2 separate regions of the Homo sapiens genome follow, and region 1 is linked to region 2. Evidence: chromatin loops called from intact Hi-C (ENCODE). Cell type or tissue: HepG2. All regions are shown on one strand.

Evidence for each region. Peaks named below come from ENCODE experiments on the same cell type or tissue, not always from the same donor. Only the 100,000 strongest peaks of a DNase experiment are listed, where the experiment ranks them.
Region 1: a loop joins it to region 2, with 4 times the contacts of the local background. A loop is called at or near these places in 6 of 110 quality-filtered maps.

Annotation. Positions count from the first base shown.
Region 1 is chr2:84,313,448-84,315,947 of GRCh38, forward strand. The region is part of intron 1 of LOC107985905 (a long non-coding RNA gene); the gene reads right to left. Among named protein-coding and RNA genes, the nearest start is that of SUCLG1, 140 kb to the right of the region's middle. In HepG2, a CTCF peak has its summit at 1,542 (motif pointing left); a DNase peak (open chromatin) is centred at 1,544.
Region 2 is chr2:84,630,065-84,632,564 of GRCh38, forward strand. All of the region lies in intron 29 of DNAH6 (dynein axonemal heavy chain 6), which reads left to right. Among named protein-coding and RNA genes, the nearest start is that of DNAH6, 110 kb to the left of the region's middle. In HepG2, a CTCF peak has its summit at 1,214; a DNase peak (open chromatin) is centred at 1,197.

The DNA of each region.
Region 1 (2,500 bases), 320 kb before region 2:
ACTCTTTAGCTACCAAATTGGCAAGATCAGAAATGAATGGCACCATAAAGATCTCACGTCTTTCATTAATGCTTAAAGCTGAGACTTTATTTATAAGGAGATTCTAAATTCCAGGCCAGTCTCACCGGGCTGTCCTTGATAGAGGTAGCCTGTTTGTCATGTTAATGAAGAGAAAATTTCCAGTTCTGAGTTCCACAAAGACTGTTCTCCCCCACCTACAGCTAAAGAGGGAGAAAAATGTCAGCAGGTAAGGGGTAGAATTGGAGTGAACCACTTCCTTACCTTTGGGAGCAGCTGGCCTAATGTCAATGTCAAGGGTGGGGCAGTTCCAGCTCCATCAGAGGTGACTGCACCATGACAGGCAATGCTCATAGGCAAATCCACAGCTCAGCACTTGACAGGCTGGAATATTATCTATCCCAGTGCTTCTCAAACTGGAGCAGCATCAGAATCCTGGCAGAGGGCTTTTAAAGCACAGATTGGGGCCAGGAAGGGTGGTTCACATCTGTAATTCCAGCACTTTCGAAGGCCGAGGTGGATCACTTCAAGCCAGGAGTTGGGAACCAGCCTGGGCAACATAGCAAGACCCTGCCTGTACTAAAATATATATTTAAAATTAAAACACACACACACGCACACACACACACTCACACAGATTGCTGAGCCCCACCCCAGGGTTTCTGATTCAGTAGGTTTGAGAATTTGCATTTTTTTATTATTATTATATATTTTTTTAAAAGATGGAGTCTCACTCTATTGCCCAGGCTGGAGTGCAGTGGCAGAATCTCAGCTCACGACAACCTCTGCCTTCTGGGTTCAAGCAATTCTCCTGCTTCAGCCTCCCATGTAGCTGATACTACAGGCATGTGCCACCATGCCCAGCTAATTTTTGTGTTTTTAGTAGAGACGGGGTTTCACCATATTGGCCAGGCCTGTCTCAAACTCCTGACCTCAAGTCATTTGCCCACCTCGGCCTCCCAAAATGCTGGAATCACAAGTGTGAGTCACTGCGCCTGGCCAAGAATGTGCACTATAACAAGTCACCAGGTGATGCGAATCCCAGGGGGTTCCAGGACCACGCTTTGAGAACCACTAGTCTATCCTGATGTTTGCACTGTTTAACATAGAAGTTCAAAACCCGGGCTTTACAGTCTGTCAGACCTGGTTTTTATTCCTAATTCCATCAATTAATAGCTATGTGAACTTGGGCCAGTAACTCAATTAATCTGAGCCTCTATTTTCTCACAAGTAGAATAGGAATAATTGCAGGGTTGTTCTAAGAAATGGATCATGTAATGTGTAAGTGCTTACACTTATGAAGCATTGCCAGCTTCATAATAAACATTTAATACATGATTATTAGTCTTTCTATTCAAGCCCTACCTCAACACCCTCCTGGAATCTTTCTGCACCTGTTCCTATTGATCTCTTAGTCCTCTAAAATGTTGGTTCACTTGCTTTCCAACCCGCTCTGTGGTAAGGAAACTCCATTTCCCCACCCCCATAGAGCCTCCCGACTCCACTAGCAAGTGGGTAATCCTCTGCTGCCACCTTGTGGCCTTCCTTCGCCTCACGCATTGCAGGCTAACCTTGTCAAGGTGGCGTTTCTGGGACTGCAATCCAGTAGCTGAGCATAAGCAAAGGAGCCAGACGTGGTGCCCGCTCAGTCTGCTCAGTCGATGTGAGGACTGTGAGGAAGGGTTCCCAACAGGACAGTCCGAAGGACACCCAAATCCTGAGGGCTACAGAATAACAGAAAGGAGCTGGAATCAGCACCAGGAGAGCAGGAGAGCGACCTGGCTGTGATCTCAGGTGAGTCTAGAGGCCCCGCTGAGCTCACTCAAGGCCTGGCCAGTGCCCTTCTATGCAGGACCCCAGGACACCTGCCTGTAGACATTTCTGAGGATTCCAGGGATCTCGAGCATATCCCTTCAGATCCCTCTTGCTACTGAGGTGGCCAAAGTCATGTGTGTCTAGGACAAGGCTATTAGAGGGTCCCCAGTAGTCCCATGTTGAGACCATAGTCCCAACTCCGAATGAAGACTGTTCATTGTAGCTGGTTTGGAATAGAAACCCAGTACTTCGGTGAAGAAAGCAGCAGGACAGAGCGATGTGAGCAATGAAATGAAGACTCAAGTTGCTCTTGTCTTTTATTCCCATTACTCCTTTTCCCTGGTACAAGTGTCTTAATGAGGGGGGTTGACAGCTCGATGGTGGGGGGTGGGTACAAATACAAACGGTATTTTTTTTTTTCAGGGATAGTAGGAAACACCTCTTTCCAGGAGCACATCACACCTGAGGTTCACGGTAGTGATAACTCTCTCCCCTCCTTGTGTTCTCATCCCTTAGAGCAATGAACAATGAACCAGAAGGTAGGGTGGAGAGTGAGGATGACACCTGGGATGGCAGCCACAGACCAGGAAGGCTGAGCTGGGAAATTGGTGCATTTTTTGGCTTCTCTCTTTAGAACATGGGTTATTTGGGGCCTTTTCATCCTCAT
Region 2 (2,500 bases):
TTGATAAAGAAAAAGAATTAAGTATTTATCCTGCCTTTTCTGTGGACTGTTTTTTGGGGTAATAAAAAAGTTGATGAGGAAAAATTTTTATAGAATAATCACAACTAATAAATGCAGAAGGGATGATAACATTAGAAATTACTATTTTGCAACCTTCAAAAAACAATATATCTAGCAATGGCCATCATTGCTAAAACCACTAAAGACTAATTGGAAAATTTATAATGGACGAATCAGACTAGTAATCCATCGATCACAACTTTGACAATCAAAAAATACATATCTCCTGTTATGATATACAAGCTATGAATTATTCCTGTTCAAAAAAAAATTAAACTTCAACCTAATGAATCTAATGGAGTCTCTAGATTTAAATACCAGTTTTCAAGAAGTACAGGTGTATGAGATAAAGGACCATGTTAACACCACAAGAATACAATCAGCTAAATATGGAATCAGGGGAATTCTATAGGGAAAATAACTTACAGACCTTCAAAAATAAATTGCATAAAAGAGAGAGGATTCAGGGAACTGCTATAAATTTAAAGAGATTTAAGAGACACAGTAACCAAATGCAATGTTTGTACCTTGCTTGTATCTTTGTCGGAACAAACCAATTGTAAAAGGATAATATCAGTACCATTGAGGACAATTGAACAAGATATTAAGTAATGGGTTTTTCTTTGGGTAGGTTAGCAGTATTGATTTGGGTAATTTGGGGTTCTTATGTGTTACAGAGTTTATTGTGAAACAATATGATGTCTAGGGTTTGCTTTAAAATAACAACAAAAAATGTTGGAGAGTATTTTGAAAATAGAATGTTGGTAATTTTAAGCTGGGTGGCATATACCTTCTTTCACCTCTTGTGTATGTTTGAAATTTTTCAAAATAAAAAGTTTTTTTAAAGTAGAAATCATCACAAAATAAAATGATAGAAATAACACCAAAACTTATTTCTAATGGTCAATTAATTGCTACACAATTCGTCTCTGAAAAACAAAACAAAACAAAACAAAATAGCCCCTGACTGCTCTCCGCTGAGAGCCGACCTGACTCAGACTATTTGCTTCTCCGGTTGAACACAAACAATTTCACAGACCACCAACTACAGACCAGGTCACGATGCATCCATTATGGAATGAGATGCCATAATCGTGTCTGAAAACACACAAGAATGCTGTCCAAACCACAAAAAATAATCTAATATCCCCCTCTCCAGGCTAAGCTGTGTAACTGCTTCACCTTTACCAATGACAGCCTCAGCCTCCTGTATAATGTTATTATTATATCCATCATAAACTTGCCCCTGCTTCCTACCAGCACCTAATCCACAGTGTTGTGGATTGAATTGTGTCCCCTCAAAATATGTTCAAGTCCTCATGCCTAATATCTGTGAATGTTACCTAATTTGGGCCTTTACATTTATAAAGACTCAGATGTTTAAAATGAGGCCATACTGGAATTCTACAGGCCCTAATCCAATAACTAACTAGTGCCTTTGTAAGAAGAGAAAAATGTAGATATAGATACACAGAGAGAAGGCAGCCAAGTGAAGATACACAGGAGGTGGAGATCAGAGTGATGCAGTACAAGAAGCCAAGGAATCCCAAGGGTTGCCGGCAACCACTAGAAGCTACCAAGAGGCAAGAAAGAATCCTACCCCCAAGAGCCTTCAGAATGAGCATGGCTTTGTTGATACCTTTATTTCAGACTTCTAGCCTCTAGAACTGTGAGAGAATAATTTTCTGCTGCTTTAAGCCCTTCAGTTTATGGCAATTTGTTATAGTAGCTCTTAAAAACTAATAGAGCAAAACCCTTCTTCACTGACCCTTCCCCAGAATTTTCTAACATAAGCCCAAATCCTATGACAAGTCCTCCTAATATCCTTTTACCAAGAGAAACCTTGGTTCCCCACAGAGTGTGGTCTCCCTTGTTGGAACAAGTGGTAAACCCAATTGCGTCTGACTACAGGTATGTCCTGGTTATCTTTGGCCTGTAGGCATTGACCCTGTCCTTCACTTTTGTTGAAAACAAAGAATTGGAGATCACCTGACTTGAAAAAGTATTTGTTAACCAGTCAGTCATTGCAAGCATTCCTGCGTTCATGATCAATATTTGGAACTGCTCCTTTGTTTGGCACCCTGGAGGTTTTTGCATCCTGGGGCAATGCACCACAGTAAGATCTGGTTTGGATAAGAGCAAGGCTGCCAGTATCATCTGCTGAGCCTCTACACCTGTGGCACGCGTTCACCAAGTCACCAGCCGTGTCAGGGCTGGATTTCAAACCCCCCACTCTCCTCCTCAGCCAGGCACAAACTGCAGAGCCAGGAGTGGCAGAGAAAGAGGGTCATTTTTGAAGAGCAAACGGAAATGAAGAACCACCATGACCACAGACATGTTCTCAAAGAGAAAAATATTAGCAAAGAGTCTGTGTCACAGATCAAGATCTGGAATTTTCTTTGTTACTTCCTTTAAAACTGTTCAAAAGTATCCCTTGGGA